Linked DNA regions of Homo sapiens: all the other regions are linked to region 2. The links are chromatin contacts, found by Hi-C or POLR2A ChIA-PET in ENCODE. All regions are on one chromosome and are shown on one strand. The core of a region is the stretch at or near the end of the contact, and the rest is flanking DNA. Distances in the headings are between cores, read along the strand shown.

What was found. A loop is a pair of places that touch in the nucleus more often than their neighbours do. ChIA-PET counts read pairs that join two places held with the same protein, here RNA polymerase II (POLR2A). Pooled maps may share reads with other maps.
Region 1: a loop to region 2 is called in a pooled map, with 6 times the contacts of the local background. The contact joins the enhancer-like site here to the promoter of GPATCH3 in region 2. A Hi-C loop is called at or near these places in 1 of 50 pooled maps. POLR2A ChIA-PET finds 5 or more read pairs at or near these places in 2 of 52 experiments (activated CD4-positive, alpha-beta T cell and activated T-cell).
Region 3: a pooled map shows a loop between it and region 2 (4-fold over the local background). The contact joins the promoter of MAN1C1 here to the promoter of GPATCH3 in region 2. A Hi-C loop is called at or near these places in 1 of 50 pooled maps. POLR2A ChIA-PET finds 5 or more read pairs at or near these places in 2 of 52 experiments (CD8-positive, alpha-beta T cell and H1).

What each region holds. Positions count from the first base shown.
Region 1 is chr1:28,245,631-28,249,669 of GRCh38, forward strand. No RefSeq gene overlaps it. Among named protein-coding and RNA genes, the nearest start is that of ATP5IF1, 12 kb to the left of the region's middle. RefSeq lists enhancers at 54-553, 1,362-1,531, 2,773-2,972. Within about 2 kb of position 2,146, at least 38 of the 41 ENCODE cell types and tissues checked have a DNase peak (open chromatin) inside an H3K27ac peak, as active enhancers do.
Region 2 is chr1:26,898,243-26,902,324 of GRCh38, forward strand. GPATCH3 (G-patch domain containing 3) reads right to left here and starts at 2,225. Exons shown (of 7, transcript NM_022078.3): 1 at 1,750-2,225. The coding sequence starts at 2,200. It also overlaps a transcript of NUDC not described here. RefSeq lists an enhancer at 2,170-2,289.
Region 3 is chr1:25,614,223-25,618,309 of GRCh38, forward strand. MAN1C1 (mannosidase alpha class 1C member 1) reads left to right here and starts at 2,569. Exons shown (of 12, transcript NM_020379.4): 1 at 2,569-4,087. The coding sequence starts at 3,576. RefSeq lists an enhancer at 1,835-2,004 and silencers at 2,195-2,484, 2,505-2,794.

The sequences.
Region 1 (4,039 bases), core at 896-3,395, 1.3 Mb after region 2:
CTGGGATTACAGGCATGTGCCACCACGTCCGGCTAATTTTGTACTTTTAGTAGAGACGGGGTTTCCCCATGTTGGTCAGGCTGGTTTCAAACTCCTGACCTCAGGTGATCCGCCCACCTCAGCCTCCCAAAGTGCTGGGATTACAGGCATGAGCCACCGTGCCTGGCCCAAGAGTGTTAAAGTCTGGTGCAGTGGCCTGTAGTCCCAGCTACCCCAGAGGCTGAAGCAGGAGGATCATGTGAGCCCAGGAGTTTGAGACCAACCTGGGCAACACAGCAATACTCCCTCTCTTAAAAAAAAAAAAGCCTTAAATTTATTTGTTCATAGTCTTCAACTCACGAATTTTTCTAGGAATTTAATTAATCAGGAATATAATTATTTAAGAGTTTTATCTCATCTTGAAATATGTGAAAAATTGGGAAGAAAACCCTAAATGTTCTCAATAAGGATTAATAAATTATAGCATACATGAATAGTCTGCAACCATTAACAATTATATTTAAGGAATATTTAATATTACAAAAATTATGAAATGTGCTAAGTGGAAAAAGCAGGCTATATAGCTATACATTATTAATACGGTATATAAACTTATATGCTATAAAAATAACCAACATGTTGGTTTCTCTTTGTAGTGCAATTGGGATTTGAGGGAGTTCTCCCTTCTCTGTTTAAAAGGATCTCTTTAAAAAACAACAAATGTAATACAACTTAGCACATAGATAGATATTAAATAAGTGTATTATATAAAGAATCTTAAAACTTCTCCCTTCTCCGTCCACCCCAGAGCTAACCAATGGTAACAGGTGCAAACTACACATCTTTCCAGATCTTTGTTTCCTCTGTGTAACTATGTATACAACTATGAGACTGTTCTATATGTATCATTGCGCAACCTCGGTTTTTGCTTCGTTCTGTTTTAACCTAACAGGAAATCCTGCATACCTTTCCATTTCAGAGCACTTGGAGCTACCTTCTGTTTCTTTGCTGTAGAAGCCGTTGTGTGAACAAATCCGTTTATTTCTCTCATCAGTCTCCTTTGATAGACATTTGGGTCACGTCCGGTTTTACGCTTTTACAATACATCAGTGAACAGCAGTAATACGAGCTCAAGACAGAAGGCCTGAAAAACATTGAAAAACACAGAGACGGAAAAAAAAAAACCACAGAGGGGGAAATATAATTTCGGGTTATTTCAGTTTCACCTTTACACTTTGTTATATTCCACATTTTTTGCAATAAATATAAATTTGGAAGTAAAAGCATAAAACGAAAATCAAACGATTGATTGATTGATTGATTGACTGAGACGGAGTATCACTCTCGTCGTCCAGGCTGGAGTGTAGTGGCGCGTTCTCGGCTCACTGCAACCTCCGTCTCCCGGATTCAAGCGATTCTCCTGCCTCAGCCTCCCGAGTAGCTGGGATTACAGGCGCCCGCCACCACGCCCGGCAAATTTCCAAACGTATATTTAAAAGAAGAAAAGGAAAAGAGGGGAAAAAAAGAAAGAAAGAAAGAAAGAAAGAAATTAGAAGCAGATGGGGCAGTTCAGCCTCTTCTCGCGGAGCGGGGCTAGACGGAGTCAGGGGCGGACCGCCACAGCCTGCACCAATCAGGACCCGGTTGATAGGCAGAGCCTGGCGACTTCGAAGACTCGCCCCCAGTCAAAGAGCCCCGGGGATTCGTTTCCGTACGCAGCCTGGAAACCAGCCTGGGCCTATCCTGCGCGCCGCTGCGGGCTACTATTGGCTGCCAAGAAACCCCGCCCATCTTCCTGCTCATTGGCCGGTGCGGTTTACGTAAGAGGAGCCTGTTGCTGAGCGAAAAGTCTGTTCTGCAATTTTCGCTAAGGAGTTGTTAACGCTGAAACCGCACTGGGCGTCCTGGGGTCAAAAAAACAATACTAGCCACAGTTTATTAAACTGCAACTAAATGCCAGGCTATGTGCGCCAAACTTTTAATATTAATGGTTGTAGGCACCTTTCTTGAACACCCACCACTATCAGCCAGTCACTGAGCCAGATCCTTCAAAATAACAGTAAAAATATAGATAATCTACAGTTTATTGAGCACTTCATCTGCATCAAGCCTTGTTAAGGGGTTTCCATGCATAAGCTCTCATTCTCACAATAGAACGGTGGAGGTAAACTATTGCCCCATTTAACATTTAACATGCAGTCCTGTAGACCCAGCTACTCGGAAGGCTGAGGTGAGAGGACCCAGGAGCTCCAAACTTAAGTGAGCTATGATCGCGCCACTGCACTCCAGCCTGGGCAACAGAACGAGACCTGTCTCAGAAAAACAAAAACGTAATAAAAGAAAAACAAAAACAAAAAAACAGGAAACGGGTTCAGAGAAGTGAAGTGTTTTGCTGAGGTTCACAAAGAAAGGGTTGGAACTGGAACCTTCAACTCCGATATCCTGATTCCAAGTGTGGCCTTTTTAGGGAGGGGGTCGGGGTACAGAATTCCGCTGGGGATAGGGAAAGGTAGGACAGGATGGTGGGAGGCCAGAGGCGTTGCTCCAGGGACAAGCCTCAGGGTGGTTCTCTGAGAATAGGATGTATAGAGCCTCTAGGAGTGGAGGGTTGGGGAAGGAAGGGAGACCAGAGGAAAGGGAGAAGTTGTTCTTTCTGAAAATGTGAGGCTTCTCTCCTGGGGCAGCCTATTAAGGTGTAGGTAGCCCTGGACCTCGAGATTCTAGTCTCCACTCTGTGGCCAACTTCCTAGGGAACCTTGGGCAAATTCCTCTCTCTCGACCTGAGGCTTCCTGCCTTGTAAGAGAGGTAGTAAGCCAAAACAATGGAAAGTGCATTCGGGCTGTGAAGTATTTTAGGACTCTGGTCCTTGCTGGCAGCAGGGGGAATCTTCAGCAACCACAGACCTTTACTTAGCTGTTGCCTGGCCTCTTTTCAAGACCTTCAGGCGGTGACATGGACCCTAACAATCCTATAAACTCAAAACGGTTTGGGCCAGCCCTTTCCTACTCCATTCTGACTTAGCTATAGCAGGATCTGGCCTGCAGGGGGCGTTGAGGAACCACTCAGCCGACAAAACTAAACTAAATCAACCAAGCAATTTGCCCAAAAGCACCCAGTGCGTTAGTTTTTGCATTTAAGAAGGGTAAACGTTTCCAAACCTGAAGATTTCTGTCCTCAGTATGCAATCGAGAAGACGAATTATATACACTGCCAGTTCTTTATGGCACCAGTTCTCTCCATAATGACTCTGCAAGTTTAGAGCTAATTTCTATTTCTTTGTTTTACAGATAGGGAAACAGATTCAAAGAGCTGGAAAAAAAAAATTCAGTTTGGGTTACTTGGCTAAAAGCTGGCACCCGAATTGCCTGACTCCTGGGAAGTGCTCTTAGGAGATAGTTGGCTTTGTTTCTGGGAGTCTGTGGTTGTACTGCCTGCTAATGCACAACTCCAAAGGACAATTTTGGTTGTGTAGCTTGACAGCTCGGCACCTGTCAGCTCTGTGCAGGAAGGACCTCCCTCCCCACCTAGCACAATGCCTGCTTCATGAGTAATTGAATTAATGTGTGACTAAGCCTTGAAGGATGGGTCTTCTTTGGCTTTATCAAACCAATTGGAGTGGAACTTCTTTCCTGAAAGTTCCCCCTGGGCAGGAATTGTATCTGAGATTAGTGGGTGGGGAGGGGGGAAACAATAAGAAGAGCTCAGAAAATGACATCTGGGGTGATAAATCACAGCCCCCCGAATGGTCCCATTACAAGGTCATTATAGTAAAGTGATCTCAGAATTTGAGACTAGAAAACTAATTCAGGAAGAATGAATACAGAACAGATGACAATCATATTAGGGTCATAATCTGAAATGGATCTAAGGCTGAAGACATCTCAAAAACATTTCAAATCCAGTCTAGGTAGGTGTATCTTTGGGACTGGAAGGTGATTGAGGAATATAAATAGCTGGCCAATCAGTGGCCTCAACATAGCTGATGCAAGAGTTGAGAGTGTGGCAACAGAAGAAGGAGATCTTTACCCAACCAAAAATACAAGGCAGTGGGGAGGGGAG
Region 2 (4,082 bases), core at 975-3,474:
TAGTAGTTTCATGTCACTTCTCATCACCTTGGCTGGGCATACAAGTTTCTTCCAGCTCTGGCTCCTGATGAACTTTTTTTTTCTTTTTTTTGAGACAGATTCTCACTCTGTCACCCAGACTGGCGTATGCAGTGGTGCAATCTCAGCTCACCGCAACCTCCGCCTCCCGGGTTCAAGTGATTCTCATACTTCAGCTTCCCAAGTAGCTGGGATTACAGGCATGTGCCACCATGCCTGGCTGATTTTTGTATTTCTAGTACAGACAGGGTTACGCCATGTTGTCCAGGCTGGTCCTGGCCTCAAGTGATATCTACCCACCTGATGACCTTTTGATTCTCGGCTGTCACCAACTCCCACCTCCTGCATGTCTTCATACGATGTGTTCCAGCCACACCAAACAATTTTTCTCCTAATTTCTTTTTTTTCTTCTTTTTTTTTTTTTGAGATGGGGTCTCGTTCTGTCACCCAGGCTGGAGTACAGTGGCGCGATCTTGACTCATTGCAACCTCCACCTCCTGGGCTCAAGTGATCCCCCCACCTCAACCTCACAAGTAGCTGGGACTACAGGCATGCGCCACCACAACCGGCTAATTTGTATTTTTGGTAGAGACAGGGTTTCACCATGTTGCCCAGGCTGGTATGGAACTCCTGAGCTCAAGAGATCCACCCACCTGTGCCTCCCAAAGTGCTGGGATTACAGGCACGAGCCATTGCAACCCAGCCCACAATGAACAATTTAACATGCCCTGAAAGTTTTTCACGGGCTTTCAAAGCTGTGTCTTTGCAAACGCCATTTACCCTGAAACCCAGAAACACCATTCTCTCCTATTAACTCCTATTTATTTTTCAAGACCCAGATGGAAAGCCACATTTCATGATCCATCTAGGAAGTTAGTTTCTCCCTTCTCTGTCATCTCACAGCACTTGGTGATAAACAGTATAGGCTCTGGAACAGATGCCTAGGTTTGTTGTAGCTCTGACACTAACTAACTCTGTAACCTCAGGCAAGTCACATAACTTCGGCTTCCCTCAGTTTCTTCACCTATGAAATGGGAGAAACAACAGCTCCTATCTCATAGGACTGTTGAGAGGGGTAAGAAAACAAAAGGCTTAGAACAGCGCCTACTAAATACAGAGTGCTCAGTGAATGCTAACAATTAGAATGACATCTCTGTGGCAATAACCTTTTTCCAAATGTCTTCCTTTGTGGATTCTGAGCACACACTATGTCCAACTGTTCTCTGCATACCCAGCTAGTCACACTAGGTCTAGCAATGTAAGCATTTGTTGAATGTGTGAACTGGAGGGCTCTGCACTGTCCTGTTTCCCCATCAAACTGATTTCCCATGAAAGTGGGAGCTGTCCAGAGAAAAGATTGTCTCTTCATTTGTATCTTACTGAAAGGACTGGGTAGGAAGCACAGAGAGAGCAGGAGAGAAAGACAGTAAAAGGGTTAGAGACTGGATTTCCTTTTTTCTTTCTGTGTTAGTGCAAAATCAACCCCTTGGATAGAGAAAGGGTCTCAAAAGGGACCTAACAAAATGAAGGCTCTTCCGAATAAGCCTCTCCGGTTTATTTTTCTCCATGTATTGGACTAACTCCCTGCAAGTTGAGCCTGAAGCTCTGTCTAGAATATGAACTAAACTCATAGAGTCCTAACCAGAGGCCTGACTTATCCTCACCACTCCTCTGAAAAGGTGCCTCTGTTCCAGGCCCGTAGGCCCAGTCTATTAACTTTCTCACTCTTACCTGATGCCTCCGTAGGTAGCCGAAGTCTGCGGATGAGACAGCGACCCGGTAGCCAAGTCCCGTGAGAATCCAGCCACCGGCGGCCCGAGTACATGCGAATAAGCCTCTGAGCTTGAGCCAACCCCCTTACCGAGATGACGCAGCAGCAGGTGCGGGTCTGGATTGGAGTAGAGTCTCGAGTGGAGAGAGGCCGGACATCGGTGGCCGAAGTCTGAGAGAGAAGCTGGCCCTCAGCGGCTGGGTCGGTAGGAATTAGGGCAGAGTTAGGAGCGGCCTGCGGAGGGGCCCGCTCAGGCCGATGCCGGTAGTGGAAACAGAGGAAGCCACCGCCGCGCTCTTCTCGGAACTGGCTAAAATAGCTCCGTAAATGGGCCGAGCGCAACACGGAGGGGATACCGCTCACTACCAGGTAAACTGTCGCCTCCTCCTCCGCCTCGCCGGGCACCGCCATCTTGGATTGTCACATGATCAGCTAGAACCAAGTCTCGCGAGAACACCGCGAGCAACGTTCCAGCCCCTGCGTTGCGAGATTGTGAAAATTCTAACTAGTCCTTTGGGATTGGGGTTGTGGAACCTGGAGCTGGAAGATCCGAAGTCTTCTGTGTTCCTTTCCCACAGAGGGAAGCCGGCGATGATGGAAAAACTCACCTGGAAAATGGGGTCATAGAGTTCTTTCATAAAGCTCTCATGAGGACCAAATAAGAAGCCTGCGGGAGGGGTCATTTTTGAGGTATTTAGTTGTGGATATTGCACACCTAATCTCAACCTTCCTCAGTTCTGAACCTTTAGTCGTTCTTCCATTTATTTTTCCAAAATGTGTTGATGAACTCCCACAAATCGGTAAGAAAAAGATAACCCGGTAGAAAAATGGGCCGAAGATACTTCGCAAAAGAGGAAACACGCAGGTCCAATTTACAATGAAAGTGCTATGAGTTACTAGAGGCTTACGTTAAAGAAAAGATGCACAACTCAATAATAAAAGAAATGCAGCGAGACCCACTTTGCATCCACTATGTTGGCAAACTTTAAAACCTTAGAGTCGATGACAACATGGTGGAACTGAAGCTCTCATACACTGTTGGTGGAAATGTAAGTTGATACAACCACTTTGGGAAACAATTGGCGTTATCTAGTAAAAGCAAAGCTACACATCATTTGACTCAGCACTTGTAGGTAATATTTTATTTATTTTTGAGTTGGGGTCTCGCTCTGTCGCCCAGGCTGGAGTGCTGGGACCACAGATGCAACCCACTATGCCTGGCTAATTTTTTAAACTATTTGTAGAGATGGGGTCTCACTGCATTGCCCAGGCTGGTATTGAACTCCAGGGCTCAAGTGATCCACTGGCCTCAGCCTCCCAAAGTGTTAGGATTACAGGTGTGAGCCACGGTCCCCGCCTTTTTGTCTTTTTTTTTTTTTTTTTTTTTTTTTGAGATGGAGCCTCGCTCTGTCATCCAGGCTGGAGTGCAATGGTGCGATCTCGGCTCACTGCAACCTCCGCCTCCCGGGTTCAAGCAATTCTCCTGTCTCAGCCTCCCGAGTAGCTGGGACTACAGGTGCGTGCCACCACGCCCGGCTAATTTTTGTATTTTTAGTAGAGACGGGGTTTCACCATATTGGTCAGGCTGGTCTCGAACTCCTGACCTCAGGTGATCCACCCGCCTTGGCCTCCCAAAGTGCTGAGATTACAGATGTAAGCCACCGCACCCGGCCCTCTTTGTACGTTTTTTAATTGGGTTATTTGATTACTATTGATTCATTGATTCATAATTCAGACAAAGTCTACACATTATACTGGGTGATAGGAGGAACCTGTAGATTGAGAGACCTCAAACAAAAGCAAAAAATAAAGGGCCAAGCTCAGTGGTTCACGCCTGTAATCCCAGCACTTTGGCAAGCTGGTGTAGGAGGATCCCTTGAGCTTAGAAGTTTGAGACCAGCCTGGCCAAGTTGGCAAGACCCTTGTCTAAACAATAAAAAAAATGACTGCACATGTTTATCAGAAGACTTATTGATAATGTTGACTTTTACCCAAGCCCTGTGATCCTGGAAAACTAAGGCTTAAGAAATGCCTTCCCACTGTTTTGTGTTCTGGAACACAGCATATTGCAAAAAAACATCCTTCCCCAAGTGAGTTAGGTAAGACTGGTGTATGCCCCTCTGGTTCACCAATGACAAAGCCAGACACAGACTCCATATTCCAAATCTCCTCATGAAAGCTTTGAGGAACTTCTTGTCCCCACTGATCAGTTGGAACAAACTTTGGTTAAAACTTCTCTCCTTCCCCCAGCTTCCCGAACTTTGGCTTACCCTCAGCTTGAGCCAGCGCACAT
Region 3 (4,087 bases), core at 1,319-3,818, 1.3 Mb before region 2:
GTAAAATGGGGCTATTAATAATTATCTACCACAAAGATTATTCTGAAAAGTAAATAAGACAATATGTATTTGGCACATAGAAAATGTTAGTTCACTGTTCTTCCATTCCCCGAGCTTCAGTTTCTACATCTGTGAAATGGGCATCTACTCACTCATTTCTTCATTCATTTACTGAGCAAACACAGTGCCCATGTGGAAGGCATTGTGGTTAAGACCCGGGGCAGTTAGAGAAGTTAGAGAGTTAGAGAAGTGAGGAAGCCGTGGTGAAGAACTGAGCATCTGCTTTGTGACAACACACCAATAGTCTTTAAAAGTCAGTGGGAGAAGAGCCACGGGATGTATGAGGTCTCTGGGGGCTAGAGGTGTGGGGCAAGGGGACACCCAGGGTTTCAGAGAGCTTTTTAGAGAGACTGGTATCTCCCTAGCAAGTGATGGTATCAACAACTTGGTGTGATCACCAACATCACATCACTTTGCAATGGAGTTACCTGCTGGGGCCTCTGGTTTTCATAGCCTGAGTGTGAAAGGCACGTCAGTCCTGCTGCAGCCCCACTTTCCACCCTGGCTCACAGAGCACACCAGAGTTTGGTCAGAGTGTCACATCACAGTGAGCATCTAGTTCAAACAGACATTTCCTTCTGAGATTCAGCTCTGCTCTTCTCCCTTTCTGGATCCTACCTTCACAGGGGACTGAACAGTGATTCCCCTACACTCTCAATGAGGAACAACACAGATGATGACTCTAATGAATGCTGGGTCCCTGCCTGGTTCTCCAAAGACAAGGTTGCCCTTTCCTGCAGTGGGACCCAGTGAGGCGATGCTTGGGTGTTGGAGACATGGGTGAGGCCAGGCCAGGTCTCTGGGCTCCTGCACCCAAATGGGTCACATGCTTATCTCTGATTTGCACAGCTGGCTCCACATCAACCTGCCAACGAAACTCACAAGAGATTGAAATATCTGAATTAGAATTTTATATTTAAGCTGCATATATTTGTGGGATTGGGAAGGATTAGTCATCTCCAGTGACCAAAATGTTTGCACCTGTTACCCACTTTCATTTTCAGTTGAGAGAAAGTTGCATGCCAGGGATATTTAAACATCGAGGGTGGGTCTGCTGTCAGTGGTCTGGCCAGAGGTAGAAGGATGACTGAGTCCCAGCCGCCCATCCCCAGCAGGCCTCAGGGAAGAAGCAAGATTTACGAGGCGAGAGCCTGCCTGGCCCGCTTCTTCTGTCGGGAAAGGCTTCCCTGCAGTATTTTCTGTCTCGTCAACACTGCATTTCATTTTAAATTGCAGCTGAAAGTAGATATTTTCCCTCTTGCCTATTACAAACCTCTTAATTTGTCTCTCCCTCTGCTGTTATTTGTCTCTATAAAGTGTTTTGCATGAAAGACCCACACAGCACAATGTTGCTTCACCCTGGGTTAGGTTTAACAGGAAGGGAAGATGCAGAGACTAAGTCCAAGGAGGAAGATGTGAGGGCCTTGGGGTTGAGGACACGCGTGTCTGGGAGTTGATGCCTGGCTGTTTTTGGAGGTTATCTGTTGCCTGAGTGTCTGTGGGTATGCGGGTGCACATGTCCATGTTTGTACTAATTTACATATATGTCTATGCATACTGTGGTATAATCACTTGGGTGTCCATACCCAAATTAAGTGTATGTTTGAGTGCATGTACACACCCACATGCCAGTCTCTGTGTGCATATAGATCTATGCCCAGACGCACACATGTGCATATAAACACACGTAGGCATCAAGGTAGACGTCCGTCACATTATGTGTGTGGTCTTCTGTAGACACGCCCGGGGCTCTCTTCCTTTCGCTGCTTCTCAAGGCTGCGGTCAGCCTCCCTCCGTGCTCCACCCAGGAGCCCTGGCCCCGTTTAGGGTTGTGGGAAAAGGAAGGCACGCCAGTGGTCTGCGAGGGGGCCAGTGGAAACATCACCTCCGCCGACCCGGCCGCGGTCACAGCTCTCTGGCTTGGCTCCAGCCACCAGCAGCACCCCTGCAGCCCGGCGTTAGCGCTGAGAAGCCCGGGGCAGCCGCCAGGGCGCGGGCTGCCAGCTCCCTGACAACCCCGGGCTGGCACTCGGGGGCGAGAGAGGTCACCCAGCGACGGGCACACCCCTCCAGAGCAACACCGTCTCCGGCCCGCTTCCGGGGGCCACCAACCCGAGCCTCGCGGGCGGGCTGGGGGGTGGTCTCTGTCGCTTGGGGTCCAGCGAAGGCTGGGCAGTAACCAATGGACGACTGTGGCCCAACGGGGATCCCTCGGATGCAGCCAATGCCCTCGTTGCGCTCTCCGCCCCCGCCCTCGCCTGCCCCGCGCCGCTGGACCATTGGCGCCCGCTGGATGGGGGGTGCGCGCGACGCCTGCCCTTCGGGGAGGGCGGGGCTTGGAGCGGGCTGCGCTCCCGCCCGCGCTCGGCCTCTGCCCCGCCCCCGGACGCGCGGCCCTCAGCCGGCTGCGGCGCGGCGGCGGCGGGAGGGGGCGCGGGGCGCGCGCGTGGGCGTGGCCGGCGGGCGTGGCCGGCGGGCGGCAGGAGGCGGGGCGGCGGGCGCTGTCGCAGTGAAAGCCCGAGCGGCGGCGGCGGCGGGGACGGCGGTGGAGGCGGCCGGGTGGCTGTGCGCGCGTGTGGGGCGCAGGCTCGGCGGCAGCGGCCGGTCTGGAGCGGCCGCTGCGAGGAAGACAGCTGCAGCGGGGGAGGCGCGGCCAGGGCTGCGCGCTCCGCGGAGCCGGCGGGGCCGGGAACAGGTGATCCCAGTGGGAGCCCCGCGCCCTGCCGAGTTCGAGGGGCGGGAGCCCGCGCTCCCGGGCGCATCTGCAGCCGCCCAGCCGCGGCTCCGGACCCAGGCATCCCTGCGCTGTCTGGGGCCCGGGGGAAGCCCCCTGCCCCCGCAGGCTCGGAAGTGCCTGCTCCTGCTCCCTGGCCACTCCGGCTCCCAGCTCCCGGCGCCCTCTCCGCGGCGGAGAAAGTTGTGGACGTGTCCCGATAGTCGAGCCCGGGCGCTGTCGCGACCGGGCCGGGTGTGCGCGCGCTCGGGGCGGCGCTGACACGCCAGCCCCCCATCGCCTCGGTCCCCTCCGGAAACTGCTTCTGAAGCTGAAACTTTGGGCGCCTACCAGCGCGGGCGGGAGCCTAGGGGGCGGAGGGCGGCTTGGTGCGGGCCTGCGGGCGCCCCTCGGCGCGGACAGCCGGGACGCCGCGGACGGCATGTGACGGTCCCGGCGGCCGCAGCGCGGGAAGGCGCGGGCCCCGGCGCGGCGGGGAGGGCTCGGCCGGAGGGGAGGCTGCGGCGCGCGGCCGGTCGCTGCGGGCCCGGGCCCCAAGCCGTGCCGCTCCGCTCGCCCGGGCCCCGCCGAGGCCGCTGCGCCCCCGCCTCCTCGCGGGAGGACTCGCTCCAAACTCCCTGAACTTCGGGGACAGTCCCCCGAAGCGGCGAAACTCTCAGGGTTGGCAACCCTGCCCAGGGACCCCCATCCCGGGCGGCGCTCCGGACGCCCTCCCCTCACCGCGCCCCCGCAGACACGTGCCTGGACTCCGAGGGCTTCTGGAGCCACCGGCCGGGCCACGATGCTCATGAGGAAAGTGCCCGGCTTCGTCCCGGCCTCCCCGTGGGGGCTGCGGCTGCCGCAGAAGTTCCTCTTCCTCCTCTTCCTCTCGGGCCTGGTCACCCTGTGCTTCGGGGCCCTCTTCCTGCTGCCCCACTCCTCTCGCCTCAAGCGCCTCTTCCTGGCCCCCCGGACCCAGCAGCCTGGTCTGGAAGTGGTGGCTGAAATCGCCGGCCATGCCCCGGCCCGCGAGCAGGAGCCGCCTCCCAACCCGGCCCCCGCCGCGCCGGCCCCGGGCGAGGATGACCCCAGCAGCTGGGCCAGTCCCCGCCGCAGGAAAGGGGGGCTGCGGCGCACCCGCCCCACTGGACCCCGCGAGGAGGCCACGGCGGCCCGGGGCAATAGCATCCCGGCCTCCAGGCCCGGGGACGAGGGCGTCCCTTTCCGCTTTGACTTCAACGCATTCCGGAGCCGTCTCCGCCACCCGGTCCTGGGAACGAGGGCCGATGAGAGTCAGGAGCCCCAGAGCCAAGT